2 separate regions of the Homo sapiens genome follow, and region 2 is linked to region 1. The links are chromatin loops, found by intact Hi-C in ENCODE. Cell type or tissue: CD4-positive, alpha-beta T cell. All regions are shown on one strand. Each heading gives the region's core, and the rest is flanking DNA. Links, peaks and the distances in the headings are about the cores only. Region 1 holds the start of IFNA14 (interferon alpha 14). Region 2 holds the start of IFNA21 (interferon alpha 21).

Region 1 (8,352 bases), core at 198-8,197:
GAAAGTCACTTCTCTTCTTCCACTTTCATGACATTGTACTTTTCTGTAAACCACAAACTACTATCAAGTTTTGCTTTCTAGGAAAGTGGAAATGAGAAAAAAAAATGAAATCATGGAAATTATAGAAAAAAACAATGTGGCCCCTTTGCCTCACTTTTACTTCTCTTAATTTTTGTTACTTCATCATGAATTATAATGTAATGCAGAAACAGCAAGACAAACCTTGTCCAGAAAATCACTATGTGCAAAGAAGCAAATTTAAAACAAAAAACCACAAACCAATAAAGGAAAGAAGCCTATTTCTTCCTGACAGAATAGTCTGGAGCCTAACTTGCCCTGTACTGTCAGAGTAAGGCAGAGATGCAGGTAAACAACCCCAAGAAAAACACTAACTGGATAAACAACTGAAAGTCCTAGTTTCTGTCATATTAGTTGCCAACAAGAGACAACATTATCAACATTATTAACACCCCTGTGGCCAGCTCAGAAAGGTCAAATCAAGCAAGTGTTCAATAGTTTTAAGTATTGAAGAATGAAAGTAAGAGTTGACCAATAAAATCTACAATTTTCAAAATAAAAATTATTTGCTTACTAAAGTTAAAATTATGGCAATTGAATACTTCCCCCACCTACTTAGAACAAATTTTTGCTATATTATTTATATTTACTCTTGCAACTTGTCATATTTCTAATATTTGTCTATTTCCTATAATAGATATTCACTTTTACATTGTACTAAAGTGTGTAATACATGTTCAACTTTTCATTTGATTAAAAAAAGTATTATTTAATACATTCTTAGTAAAGAAAAATTTTTGGATTTTTTGTTCTAAAAATAAATTCCAAATTCTGGTTTTCTAAACCCAAATGAAGAATGAATGACAATATTCATTTACTTTTTCTTTCATTCCCTTCATATCATATGTAAAAATTTGTCAGCAAAGTGATATATTATGGAATTGCTGTCAGGAAACACAGGTGAATAAAGGTAATACACTTCCTTCTTTGTGGAAACTTGAATTATTACAGAGAAAGAAATATAAAAGCTGTACTAATATTTACTTAATTTCACTTATATGAAATACTACAAAAAGAAGTAAAGGACAATGATGTTTATATAACAAAAATTTTAGGTATGAATCATGCTGGAAAAAAATAATAAATTTCCTTTCTAAGGTGCCTGGAAAACATGAAAGTACAGAAATCATATTGACAGTTGGGTATGTGGGTCAAGATTTAATGATAAATGCCATGGGTGGAGGTATAAATTGAGATTCTTTATTGCATATCTGGTAATGGGAGCATGGGAATACAAAAAATGTTTGCTGGAATCATGTGTAGGCTGTCAGACTATTTGACACCTGGGTCAGGAGGAGAGAAGGTTACATCTCGCTACTTTCTCAGTTAGCTACTTTCTCAGTTATATTCACACTTGGTAAATAGGAGTAGTGCTTAGGCAATGAGAAGAATGTTGGGGGATTATTTTGGGGACACTTGAGACTACCCAATAAAGGAATATCTTACTGACAGAATTAACCCATGCCCTACCAAAGGGGGTTGAGTCAGGGAGAGTTGGAGGTCAGGACACATGGCTATATGCATATTAATCAAGCTACATTTTGTCACTTCAGAACAGAGGGTGTCACTAGAGACGTGAAACCTCAGTATTCTGAGGTGAGATGGTACTGTGAAAAGGATGAAGATAATGTTGGTTTTGTAATTGAAATTCCCACACCCATTATACCTGAATATAACTAGGATTTGCATTACGAATATTGGCACCAACTGTAAGAGTCATACCTAGTAAGAAAAGAAGATATGTTTTTCAAAAATGTGTCCTTTTGAAAACATGGAAATCTAGATGACCTAGTGTTTGATGATAACTTTAGATAAAATACCAAAAGCATGATTCATTTAAAAAAGTGATACATTGGATTTTATTACAATTAAAACTCCTGCTTTGCAAAAGACACTGTCATGAGAATTTGAAAAGCCACATACTGGGAGAATATATTTGCAAAGACATCTGACAAATGGCTGTTATCCAAAATATACAAATAATACATACACATATACAATGGAGTACAATTGACACATTAAAAAAATGATATCCTATCATTTGCAATAACATGGATGGAACTGGAAGTCATTGTGTTAAGTGAAATAAGCCAGGCATAGAAAGACAAACTTCGCATGTTCTCACTTGTAGGAGCTAAAAATTAAAACAATTGAACTCATGGAAATAGTGAGTAGAATGATAGTAACCAGAGTCTGAGAAGGGTAGTGGAGGAGGAAAGAGGGAAAGGCTAAGGGATACAAAAATACCATTATATAGAAATGAATAAGATCTAGTTTGATAGCATAACATTGTGACTATAGTCAACACTAATTTATTGTACATTTAAAAATAACTAAAAGAGTATAATTGGATTATTTGTAACACGAAGGATAAAAGCTTCAGGTGATGGGTACCCCATTTACCCTGATGAAATTATTACTCATTGTATGCCTGTACCAAAATATCTCATGTACCCCTTAAATATATACATCTACTATATACCCACAAAAATTAAAAATTAACACACACACACACACACACACACATATATATGTATATATATATATATTCAAAGAATACTTAAAACTCAGCAATAAGAAAACAAACAACCCAATTAGAAATTAGGCAAAACCTCTGAATATACTCCTAATCAAACTAGATACAAAGATGGCAAATAACATATGAAAATATGCTCAGCATCACACATTATTAGGGAATTGCACATTAAAACAATAATGGGATACCACTACATACATATTAGAAAGGCTAAAATCCAAAAATTTGAAAACACACACATTATTAAGTTGGGAGAAGTGTCCTTTGAAATTATCGATTCCTTTCTTTCTTCTAAGAGACATGATAAGAAAAACATTGACCTCTTGAGTTTATGTATACATTAAGGGAGAGCTTGGGAAATAACACTTACCCATTATGTGGATAATATACTGTAGTCTTTAAAATTTGCCTTTTTTGTGTATAAACTCTAGCGGTTGGTGTGTGTCCCATGACTCTCTGTGAAGGCTGTATTCAGAAAAGCAGAAAACACACCCTTGTTCAGGAATGATTACTTTTCTTCTAGCCCATGCCCATTTGCTGCCTTTGATCTACATCCGTTCTACTTTCCTGCTTCTGTTCTTCCCCATTCCTTAATCTCCAACTTGGCTGGGCTGAATGTACGTAAGTTGCTTTTTGTCCTTGTTTTTTTCCCATTAATATATTGCTTCCTTTTTACATTTTTATCACATTTAGATATACATTTGTTTTGGGGTTTCTTTTGTCCCAGTTCTTTAGGATGCAAAAAGTGACAACCTTTGTTTTCAATAAAAATGAAAATGAAAATGAGAAATAAAGGTTTCTGGTGTCCTGCATGTGAAACAATTGTACAACACATTTATGTTATCACATTTACATCCCATTATGGACATTTAGGACAAAAAGGGTTTCCTTTAGTTTGATAAAAATCAACTAGAATTGGAACATCTGCAGGTCCTTTGGAAATTTGAATTTTAGGGCCAAAAATTTGTTTAATCAAATTAATGGCTTTTTCTTAACTACATATACTCCTTCAGTATGATATTGCTCCCAAAAGTGTAAAAGTTATTTTTGAGTGTGTTGACAAATCTTGGGTATTTCGGTGATTGGTAGCACTCTAAAACTCAACTCTATCTGACAAAACCTTATTCCTTAGTACTTTTTTTCCATTGGGTTATCTTGTGTATCACATGAAAAGTACTGACATTGAGTTCATGGAAGATACACACAAGGTATATAAGATCAGCGTTACAAACCTATGTCAAATGGGTGCTGTGATTGGAGGAATTTCTAAGGTTTACTAGACATCAAAGTCATAACATCTGAGGTGGCCTCTGTATACATATGGGCTGTCATTAGCCATCTTGTGAATGTTGCTTATGTTTAATCCTTAGCATTTCTGACTGTGCTGTGGGCTTTCAGAATTAAATGCAAATACTTTATATTTTATTATTTAATTCTACTAAAGGTGCTCAATACATCAATAATTATGTCAAGCACTGAAGAGAAAAAAATCTATACAATATCTGGATGAATATCTAGCAGCTAGTGAAGTTAAACATTTTCTAACATGACAGAAAATTAAGTTAGACTAAAAGTAAATGTTAAAAAATTAAATTTTAGTAGTCTTTAGCAGTTTTAAATGATTTTTAAGTATTTTATAATATTAGGTATTATTATGTGTTTTTATAATTTGTTAATTTGCTGATGGAATTGGACACATTACAATTTATATAGGTAAATAAATCATTTTAAAGACACAAACAAATTGAGTTAAATGTCCATGGGTTTTAAATTTAACTATTAACTTTTAGCTTAAAAATTTCATTTGGTCTTCTTTTTTTCTTTCTTTCTTTTTTTTTTTGAGATGGAGACTCGCTCTGTCACCCAGGCTGGAGTGCAATGTTGCAATCTTGGCTCACTGCAACCACTGCCTCCCGGGTTCAAGCAATTCTCCTGCTCCAGCCACCTGAGTAGCTAGGATTACAGGCACCTGCCACCATGCCCGACTAATTTTTGTATTTTTAGCAGAGACGGGGTTTCACCATGTTGGCAAGTCTGGTCTTGAACTGCTGACCTCGTGATCCATCTGCCTTGGTCTCCCAAAGTGCTGGAATTACAAGTGTGAGCCACCGGGCCCAGCCCATTTGGTCATTCTTAACACTATGTTAAATAAAAAGATTAAACTTTACACTCCTTATAAATAGATATGTACAGTATATCAACAAATATATGGTATGTCTGTGTTATTAAAATTTAATGGGACTTTGAATTAGAAAGAAATTTCTAAAAAGCCCATGGGGCAGGGAAAGATGAGGTAATACTGAAAATAAAAGTGGTTGAGAAACTGCTCTACACCCATGTAGACAGGACATAAAGGAAAGCCAAAAGAGAAGTAGAAAAAAACATGAAGACGTTCAGAAAATGGAAGCTAGTATGTTCCTTATTTAAGACCTATGCACAGAGCAAGGTCTTCAGAAAACCTACAACCCAAGGTTCAGTGTTACCCCTCATCAACCAGCCCAGCAGCATCTTCGGGATTCCCAATGGCATTGCCCTTTGCTTTAATGATGGCCCTGGTGGTGCTCAGCTGCAAGTCAAGCTGCTCTCTGGGCTGTAATCTGTCTCAAACCCACAGCCTGAATAACAGGAGGACTTTGATGCTCATGGCACAAATGAGGAGAATCTCTCCTTTCTCCTGCCTGAAGGACAGACATGACTTTGAATTTCCCCAGGAGGAATTTGATGGCAACCAGTTCCAGAAAGCTCAAGCCATCTCTGTCCTCCATGAGATGATGCAGCAGACCTTCAATCTCTTCAGCACAAAGAACTCATCTGCTGCTTGGGATGAGACCCTCCTAGAAAAATTCTACATTGAACTTTTCCAGCAAATGAATGACCTGGAAGCCTGTGTGATACAGGAGGTTGGGGTGGAAGAGACTCCCCTGATGAATGAGGACTCCATCCTGGCTGTGAAGAAATACTTCCAAAGAATCACTCTTTATCTGATGGAGAAGAAATACAGCCCTTGTGCCTGGGAGGTTGTCAGAGCAGAAATCATGAGATCCCTCTCTTTTTCAACAAACTTGCAAAAAAGATTAAGGAGGAAGGATTGAAAACTGGTTCATCATGGAAATGATTCTCATTGACTAATACATCATCTCACACTTTCATGAGTTCTTCCATTTCAAAGACTCACTTCTCCTATAACCACCACAAGTTGAATCAAAATTTTCAAATGTTTTCAGGAGTGTAAAGAAGCATCATGTATACCTGTGCAGGCACTAGTCCTTTACAGATGACCATGCTGATGTCTCCTTTCATCTATTTATTTAAATATTTATTTATTTAACTATTTTTATTATTTAAATTATTTTTTATGTAATATCATGTGTACCTTTACATTGTGGTTAATATAACAAATATGTTCTTCATATTTAGCCAATATATTAATTTCCTTTTTCATTAAATTTTTACTATACAAAATTTCTTGTGTTTGGTTATTTTTTAAGATAAAACGTCAAGCCTGACTGTACAACCTGATTTCAAAATAGATGATTTAATCAAGTTACCTATCATAATTTTATTCAAGTTATAGAAAAATACATTTTCTATACCAGGTTATATGTTGCCTTAAGGATGTAAACATGAATATAAAAAATACAGCTCCTGTTCTCTTGTATCTTTGATTTTTGTCAGGAAATAAATCTAAAAACAATAATAATGCTGAATTAATATCAGTTATACAAACTGCTGTATGGTAACGAAGTAAAAAAGCAATGAATTCTTCTTAGCACAAGGTAGATTGAGACATGTCTGGAAAAAAAAGTAGAGATAAACTGACTTTCAAACATGTAATTGAAAATGTACATTGCCAGTCAGATATATGAGTTTGCAGTTTCCAAGGAATACGATATCTGGAAGTTCATAACTGGCAATGGAAAGGCCAAAAATGAAGGCTGTCATGTGGGGAGGAAGTGGAGAGGGAAAAAAGACTTAAACTGGATTCTGAGGACCTTCCACCATTAAAGTGTGGGAACAGAAGAGACACAAAGAAAACAGAGGTGGAATACCTCAATATTAGAAGGAGAAGAGGGAATGATGATAAAAGTGTATTTAGAAAACAAACATGCTTATAAAAAGAATCAATAGACTTATAGAAAATGTGAATTAAAACTGAGCACTACAGGAAGAAAATAGATGGCAATGCAGAGATTACTGAGAGCTGGATTGATAGAATTAATCAGCAGAAGCCATACTGGGGTAGGTAGAAGAATCAATGAGAAAAGAAAAATCAGGATAACACATACAGAAAATTGTGAAAGATCTGCCTTTGCAATGGAGGGAAGTAATAAGTTGGACCCGCCAAAAATGTGGATTATCTTTTATCTGCATAGTGTTTCCTTTTTGAAAATACATGTCAATGAATAAATTTCATAAATGTGATGCACTGATAAATCATATTAATACATTTAATATTTTATATATTTAAAGCATAAAATGTAAAATTATTTACAATAGTAATTGATCATTATTTTGATTAATACTCTGTTAAATGTCAGTAAAAACTGACACATTTCTTTCATAAAATAAAATTGGAAACTGGAAAAGAGAATCTCTTTCTCAATACTTTAGGAATGGGGAAAGGATTCCCTATTTAATAAATGGTGCTGGGAAAACTGGATAGCCATATGCAGAAAACTGAAACTGGACCCTTCCTTACATCTTATACAAAAATTAACTCAAGATGGATATAAGACTTAAATGTAAAACCCAAAACCATAAAAACCCTAGAATAAAACATAGGCAATAGCATTCAGGACATAGGCATGGGCAAAGATTTTATGATGAAATTGCCAAAAGCAACTGCATCTAAAGCTAAAATTGACAAATGGCATCTAATTAAAGAGCTTCTGCACAGCAAACGAAATTATCAGTCATCACAGCGAACAGGCAACCTACAGAACGGGAGAAAATTTTTGCAGTCTATCCAATTGACAGAGGTCTAATATCCAGAATGTAAAAAGAACTTAAACAAATTTAGAAAAAAAAACATCAAAAAGTGGCAAAACATGAACAGACATTTCTCAAAAGGAGACATTTATGTGGCCCATAAAGATGAAAAAAGCTCAACATCACTGATCATTAGAGAAAGGAAAATCAAAACACCAATGAGATACCATCTCATGCCCCTCAGAATGGTGATTATTAAAAAGTCAGGAAACAACAGATGCTGGTGAAGCTGTGGAAAAACAGGAAAGCTTTTACACTGTTGGTGGGAATGTAAATTACTTCAACCATTGTGGAAGACTGTGGTAATTCATCAAGGATCTAGAACCAGAAATAGCATTTGACCCAGCAATCCCATTCCTGAGTAATACCCAAAGAAATATATGTCATTCTATTATGAAAATACATGCACGTGTATGTTTACTGCAGCCCTATTTACAATAGCAAAGACACAAAACCAACCCAAATGCCCATCAATGATAGATGGGATTTTTAAAAATTGTGCTTAAAACCTAGATGACAAGTTGATAGGTGCAGCAAACCACCATGGCACATGTATACCTATGTAACAAATCTACAGGTTCTGCACATGTATTCCAGAACTTAAAGCAAAATCAAAAAAAAAAAAAAGAAAGAAAGAGAGAGAGCAAGTTGGTCAAAATCAGCTGAAAATACAACATGAACCAAGGAAATTCAGAGAGCAGGAGATGGTTGTGTATAAATGAGGAAAAAACGAGATTAATAATTATTAA
Region 2 (8,352 bases), core at 108-8,107, 74 kb after region 1:
TTGTTATCAGGAAAATGCTAGTCTCATAAAATGAGTTTGAAACTATTCCTTCCTTTTCAATTTTTTGGAAGATTTTGAGAAAGATTGGTGTTAATTCCCTAAATGTTTGATAGAATTATCCACTGAAGCCATCTGATTATGGTTTTTTATTGTTGTTGTTATTGGGAAGTTTGGTGACTGATTCAATCTCCTTACTAGTTATAGGTCTAGTCAGATTTTTTGTTTATTCATGATTTGGTCTTGGTAAGTTGTTTGTTTCTAGGAATTTATATATTTCTTCTAAGTTAATCAATTTGTTGGAGTATAATTGTTCGTAGTAGTCTGTTATAATCCATTTTACTTTTTTTTTTTTTTTTTTTTTTGAGATGAAGTCTTGCTCTGTCGCCCAGGTTGGAGTGCAGTGGCGCGATCTTGGCTCACTGCAAGCTCCGCCTCCCGGGTTCAGACCTATCTCCTGCCACAGCCTCCTGAGTAGCCTCGACTACAGGCGCCCGCCACCACGCCCGGCTAATTTCTTTTTTGTATTTTTAGTAGAGATGGGGTTTCACCGTGTTAGCCAGGATGGTCTCGATCTCCTGACATCGTGATCTGCCCGCCTCGGCCTCTCAAAGTGCTGGGATTACAGGCGTGAGCCAGCGCGCCCGGCTGATCCTTTTTAGGTCTATGCCATCAGCTGTTATGTGTCCTCTCTTATTTCTGATTTTTATTTGATTTTTCTCTACTTATTTCTTAAAATAGTTAAGGGTTTGTCAATTTTGTTGATCCTTTCAAAAGACTAATGCTTAGTTCCATTGATTTTTTAATTGCTTTTCTATTCTGTATTTTATTAATTTCTGCTTTAGTCTTTCTTATTTTCTTCCTCTTCCTAGCTATGTGTTTATTTCTTCTTTTTCTAGTTCCTTAATTTGTAGTTAGTTCATTGGTTTGAGGTCTTTCTTCTTTTTTAATATAAGCTTTTACAGCTTTCAATTTCCCCTTTAGTTCTGATTTCACTGCATCACATATGTTTTGGTATGTTGTGTTTTCATTTTCATCTGTCTCAAGATGTTTTCTAAGTTCCCCTCTTGTCACGTTTTTTATTATTATTATTATACTTTAAGTTCTAGGGTACAAGTGCACAACGGGCAAATTTGTTACATAGGTGTACATGTGCCATGTTGGTTTGCTGCACCCATTAATGTGTCATTTACATTAGGTATTTCTCCTCTTCCATGTTTATCACATTTAGACATATGTTTGTTTTCTTTTTGTTCCCATAAATTAAGATGAAAAATCAGACCACTTCTACCTTCTAGGAAAAGTGAAGTGAGAAATATGAATGTATTTGTTGTTGTGAATGCCACATAGAACAATTGTATAGTCCATTTAAACATTATATTTATACTCTTTCATTGACACTAACCTGAATATGAAAATGAAATCAAAGTATAGAAAAACAAATTTTCACAGTAAAATACTACATGAAAATTAATATGCAAAAATTCCCAATACGATCTCAAGTGAACAAAGAAAAATTACTCTCTCCCCCAGTGTTTCAAAGACTAAGAATAATAACTTGGGCAAAATTGCCCTTTATTCTCAGGGTCTGATACAAAGGATGAGCCCAAAATTCAATACAAATTTGCTGACTGGATCAACTACTAAATTGATGTAGAAAATATACATTTCTGAAATGAAACCTCCTCTATTATGGAAACCCCTGTGCACATTTCACAATGTAGAATATTTTAATTGTTCAATTATACAAAGAATGTAAGTGAATCATTTAAAATAATGAATAATAAAATGTGTTTGGTTATTTTCTAAAATTGGTCCATTTCATAATCTCTACCTTTATATAAACAGGCTGATTTTCTACCAGTGTCATCTAAAGATTATCACGTGATTTGAAGCTGAAATTTATATATGATGGAAAAATGATGTCACAAGTATTTACAGTTCACATACACATTCTCGGGATTTGATCCAGGGAAGGAAAGCTGTAGGATTATCTGGAGGACAGAGGCTATTATTCCCTAATTTTGGGAATAGTAAATTTTCTGATTCCTATAAACCGTGTGAATTGGAGAGTTTGAATTCAGATATGTGACTCTGTATTTGACACCAGGCTAGTTATTTTCTATTATAACAAAGTAGAGGACAGATTAGAGATAAGGTCATAAATAGTTAATATAGTGCCAGGCAAAGGATAATATTATGCTGCTCTTGCAACTTGAATCCCCAGAATCCCACTGGTTTTAGCAGTAAACTTAATGGGCATTATTGATTCTGAGTAAAAGCTGAATGGAAATTTTTGTCATTGTCTTATAATTGCAGCAAATATGGCCATGATGAAGAAAAATAGCCTCATTCTTGAACACTTTCCAGTAGAAGAAAAAATGAGAAACTAGAAAAACTCCACTTACTAAATAGCTGATTTGCTAAAACAGACCTCATTCCATTTAAGGACTCAGTATCTATAGGGCAGAGGCAAACTAACTTCTTATGCAAAAAAAAAAAAAAAAAAGTAGACCCAGAGTTCAGGACCACTCTGAAAGTTAATTCTTTACATGATAATATTCAATATTTATAAATTTATGAATTTAGAACAAAGATGGTCTCTTTTTTCATAAGAATTGACTTGGATAGGAACTTCTGAAAACCTTTAGGGAATGTGAACTTCAATGAAAAATGCCAAAAATGATTTAATTGATAATATTTTCTAAGTCACATATATTTATTAGAATGATACTTCTTCTAAGAGTACAAAAATTAGTTCTCATAGTATAAACAAATCTCACATATTACAATAGTTTGTGATTCTCCAACAACTCTATCCAACAAAATTTCATTGCTTAATATACATCTTTCTCATTGGGTTTTCTTGTGTATGATATGAGAAGCACGGTATTGAGTTCATGAAGATAAACAAAATATTAGCAAGATCAGTGTTACAAACCTATGGCAAATAGATGACTGTGATTGGAGGACTTTTTGTCCATTTTTTTTTTGCTGGATCTTAAAGTCTTATCACAATATGTGGCTTTAACCTGCATATCTTTGGGCTGTCATTGACTATCTTATGGTTATTGCTTATGTTTGATCCTCAGTTCTTCAGGATGTTTTGTAGACTTTGAGAATTCAATGCAAATAGCTTATATTATGTGATTTATTTCTACTAAAGTTATTCAACACATCAATATTTATGTCAAGTGCTGAAAAGAAAAATGTGTTGGCAATATCTGGATGAATGCTGGAGCTAGTTAAGTTTACAAATTATTTTGTCATATAAAGCAAAATTCAAAGCTTCATATATATACTATGAGAAAAATTTTAAAAAATTATTGATTCATATTTTTAGCAGTTTTGAATGATTAACTATGTAATTATATTCATATTATTAATGTGTATTTATATAGATTTTTATTTTGCATATGTAATTTCATAAAACAAAATTTACATGAACAAATTACATTAAAAGTTATTCCACAAATATACTTATCAAATTAAGTTAAATGTCAATAGCTTTTAAACTTAGATTTTAGTTTAACATTTCTGTCATTCTTTACTTTGAATAAAAAGAGCAAACTTTATAGTTTTTATCTGTGAAGTAGAGATATACATATTATACATAAATAGATAAGCCAAATCTGTGTTACTAAAATTTCATGAAGATTTCAATTAGAAAAAAATACCATAAAATGTTTTGAGTGCAGGGGAAAAATAGGCAATGATGAAAAAAAATGAAAAACATCTGTAAACACATGTAGAGAGTGCATAAAGAAAGCAAAAACAGAGATAGAAAGTAAAACTAGGGCATTTAGAAAATGGAAATTAGTATGTTCACTATTTAAGACCTACGCACAGAGCAAAGTCTTCAGAAAACCTAGAGGCCAAGGTTCAAGGTTACCCATCTCAAGTAGCCTAGCAATATTGGCAACATCCCAATGGCCCTGTCCTTTTCTTTACTGATGGCCGTGCTGGTGCTCAGCTACAAATCCATCTGTTCTCTGGGCTGTGATCTGCCTCAGACCCACAGCCTGGGTAATAGGAGGGCCTTGATACTCCTGGCACAAATGGGAAGAATCTCTCCTTTCTCCTGCCTGAAGGACAGACATGACTTTGGATTCCCCCAGGAGGAGTTTGATGGCAACCAGTTCCAGAAGGCTCAAGCCATCTCTGTCCTCCATGAGATGATCCAGCAGACCTTCAATCTCTTCAGCACAAAGGACTCATCTGCTACTTGGGAACAGAGCCTCCTAGAAAAATTTTCCACTGAACTTAACCAGCAGCTGAATGACCTGGAAGCCTGCGTGATACAGGAGGTTGGGGTGGAAGAGACTCCCCTGATGAATGTGGACTCCATCCTGGCTGTGAAGAAATACTTCCAAAGAATCACTCTTTATCTGACAGAGAAGAAATACAGCCCTTGTGCCTGGGAGGTTGTCAGAGCAGAAATCATGAGATCCTTCTCTTTATCAAAAATTTTTCAAGAAAGATTAAGGAGGAAGGAATGAAACCTGTTTCAACATGGAAATGATCTGTATTGACTAATACACCAGTCCACACTTCTATGACTTCTGCCATTTCAAAGACTCATTTCTCCTATAACCACCGCATGAGTTGAATCAAAATTTTCAGATCTTTTCAGGAGTGTAAGGAAACATCATGTTTACCTGTGCAGGCACTAGTCCTTTACAGATGACCATGCTGATAGATCTAATTATCTATCTATTGAAATATTTATTTATTTATTAGATTTAAATTATTTTTGTCCATGTAATATTATGTGTACTTTTACATTGTGTTATATCAAAATATGTTATTTATATTTAGTCAATATATTATTTTCTTTTTATTAATTTTTACTATTAAAACTTCTTATATTATTTGTTTATTCTTTAATAAAGAAATACCAAGCCCAAATGTGCAATCTCATTAAAGAATGGATGGTACAATTCATTTACCCATCATCATTGTATCCAAATTGTAAGTAAAAATTGACTTTCTCTAAGCGAGGTTTTATATTGCCCTTAGGATATCCAGGTGAACATAACAAATACCGTTTTCGCTTTCTTGTATCTTTTATTTTTGTAAGGAAAATAATAACTATACTTTCTAATACCTGTTACATTAAATGCTATAGTGAGAAGAAATAAAAACAAATGAAATTCAGTAAAACTGAAGCAAGGCATATCAAAATTTTTTTTAAAAAAGTAGTAGATATCCTCTATAGCAGACAAGTAGACATCTAAGTGCAAGTGTCCATTGGTAACCTGATATTTTTGTCTGTAATTTACAAGCAATACCATGAAGTGAAAGCTTGGGAACAGAATATGTCACATGGGTTGAATAGAATGAGAAAAACACTTAAAATTTATTCCTGCAAACTTCAACTTTAAAGGGAGAGAAGAGCCAGGAAAGAGTTTGAATGGCCATGCATTGGGACAAGAAAAAATGTTGTTAAAAGCATATTTAAAAGACTGAAACTGCTTAGAAGAATCAATGCATTCTTGCAAAATGTGGATTGAAAGTGTACACTACATCTGGAAAATAGATGGCATTGCTGCTGATAGAGATAGTTGGGTGGAATTAATCATAGTGGAGTAAGCTGGAAGAGTGAATCGGAGAAGAGAAATCAGTGACAATACATATAGAAAATGATTTTGAAGTTTGCTTTCAGAATTGGAGGACAGAAATAGAGTGGGACTTTGAAAAGAATGTGGATTTTTTTTCTCTGAATAATTTTTACTTCAAAAAATATATTTGTCTCTGGATAGATTTTGTGAATTTGATGGACAGCCAAACCACTTTAATATGTTTAATATTTTGATTTGAAATTATGACACTTTAATTAATTATAATAATCATTGTTTTTCTTCATTATTTTGATTAATACTATGTTAAATGTCATTAAACTGCTCTGTGGATTGAAACCATTCACTACAGTGGGAACACAGATCATTGCTGACCTTATGAGAAATGGACAAGTGGAAGTAATAAGCAGAAACCATACTGAGGTAGGTGAAAGGATAAGAGAAAACAAGAACTTCCATTTTCTTTTTTCATCTAGAGAGTCACTTTGTTTCTTTTACTTTTATTATATTGAGACTTACATTTCTTCTTTTGCCTCAACTTATGCAAATGTAATAACGGCTTATTAAAAAAGTTTAATGGAGAAAGAAAAATGATGACTTGAAAATTATGGGAAATAATAATACAGATTCTTTGCATTACCAGATTCTTTACATTTTTATTTCCCTGTTGAGGTACTAAACTCAAGATGAAATAGGGAGTAATTCAGAAGCAATAAGACAACCCTGGCAAAGAAAAATACTAATTTAATTATGTAGATAGATAGATAGATAGATAGATAGATAGATAGATAGATATAGAAATATATATATATAGAGAGAGAGATAGATATATATAGAAAGACAATGAGACCAGTAAGGAAGAGTAATTTTATCTAGCATCATATTCTGGACTTTATTGCCCCACATTTTTATTGTGAGGTGGAGAATGGTAAACCAAGAAGCTCAGTAGAAATGCACCAATGGAAAAATGAAGGGACATTCAGTAGTTACTTCAATATGACCTCCTTATAAGAAAAAGTAATCATTGAATCCTCTGGCTAGCTAAGAAATTTGGAGCGTAATAAATGTTCAACAGTTTAATGCATTGAACTCAAATTAGAAATCAACAATTGGCAAATAAATTTATTTTGCTATCTAAGATAAAAATTTAAAAAGGATAATTTACCCACCCCCTGACCACATGCACACATATTGAGCATACATTTTTGCTTTTGTCATCTGGAGGCTATGAAGACACTTGACACCTAAGTATCTGATCAAAGGAAGATGAGGTTACTGCTGCCAACCTAGGTCATTCACAGAAGTACTCTGGAGATATTTGATTGTTTAGGGAACAAAAGCAATCACCCTATAGTAAAGGTATACTAAAAGTTTCAAGTTGTGATGAGCTAACTTGTACTATCACATTAGTGTGTTGGCAAGAGTTAGATTGGAAGAGGTGTGTCTGTGAGCACTCAGATCCAGAGGGTCAGATTAAAGTTGTGCTCTCTGAGAGGTGAGATTGTGCTGGGGAAAGGATAACAATGTTGTGGGTCTTGGAATTAAAATTGGCACACCCATGTGCAATTAAAACATATAAGCTAGCCAGTGATTTTGACAACAATACTGAGTGAAAAACTCTTGCAACAATCCTGCACCTGAGGCCTTGGTGAGGCACAGTCACATGGACATGGCCACACTTGAAAGTCTTCCTGGTTTTTTTGTTTCTTTGCTTGTTTTCATTTTTGAGACAGTGTCTCGTTCTGTTGCCCAGGCTGGAGTGCTATGGCACAATCTCAGCTCACTGCAACCCCTGGCTCACAGGCTCAAGCAATTCTCATGCCTCAGTCTTCCAAGTAGCTGGGACTACAGGTGTGCACTACCATGCTCAGACAATTTTGTATTTTTATGTTTTATTAGAGATGATGTTTCACCATGTTGGCCAGGCTGGTTTTGAACTTCTGATGTCAAGTGATCTGCTCGCCTCAGCCTCCTAAAGTGCTAGGATTACAGGCATGAGCCACTATGCCTGGCTGAAAGTGCTCCTTTTTAAGAGAAAATCTGAGAACACTATTTGTTAACAACTGTCTTTTTTTTATGTTTTTAGCTACACCTATTGGAATGTGATAGTTGTTAATAATTGTATCCTACTGGAATATGATACTTGTTAATAATTGTATCTTGAGTCATTACTATGAGACCTGTGATAATGATAAAAGAGTGAACAAGATATAGGCCTTTCTCCTAAGGAGGTTACTTGTCAAAGGGGTCTAATAAATCCTGTCTCAGATGTATAGATTGTGAAGATTTTCTTCCACTCTGTGGGTTGTCTGTTTACTCTGCTGATGGTTTCTTTTGCTGTGCAGAAACTTTTTAGTTTAATTAAGTCCCACCTATTTATCATTGTTTTTGTTGCATTTGCTATTGGGTTCTTGGTCAAGAAGTCTTTGCCTAAGCCAATGTCTAGAAGGGTTTTTCTGGTGTTATCTTCTAGAATTTTTATGGTTTCAGGTCTTAGTCTTTGATCTAGAATTATATCTAGAAGCCAATGTCTAGAAGGATTTTTCCGGTGTTCTATTCTATTCTATTCAGGTGTTATATTCTAGAATTTTTATGGATTCAGGTTTTACATTTAAGTCTTTGATCCATTTTGAGTTGATTTTTGTATAAGGTGAGAGATGAGGATCCAGTTGCATTCTTCTACATGTAGCTTGCCAATTATCTCATCACCATTTGTTGAATAGGGTGTCCTTTCCCCACTTTATGTTTTTGTTTGCTTCATCAAAGTTCAGTTGGC

What was found. A loop is a pair of places that touch in the nucleus more often than their neighbours do. Peaks named below come from ENCODE experiments on the same cell type or tissue, not always from the same donor. Only the 100,000 strongest peaks of a DNase experiment are listed, where the experiment ranks them.
Region 2: a loop joins it to region 1, with 9 times the contacts of the local background. A loop is called at or near these places in 2 of 110 quality-filtered maps.

Annotation. Positions count from the first base shown.
Region 1 is chr9:21,236,720-21,245,071 of GRCh38, reverse strand. IFNA14 (interferon alpha 14) reads left to right here and starts at 5,067. Exons shown (of 1, transcript NM_002172.3): 1 at 5,067-6,070. The coding sequence starts at 5,137. The coding sequence ends at 5,706. In CD4-positive, alpha-beta T cell, for the core only: no CTCF peak of the experiment used is centred there; no DNase peak of the experiment used is centred there.
Region 2 is chr9:21,162,187-21,170,538 of GRCh38, reverse strand. It overlaps IFNA21 (interferon alpha 21), which reads left to right and starts at 3,879. Exons shown (of 1, transcript NM_002175.2): 1 at 3,879-4,902. The coding sequence starts at 3,927. The coding sequence ends at 4,496. In CD4-positive, alpha-beta T cell, for the core only: no CTCF peak of the experiment used is centred there; no DNase peak of the experiment used is centred there.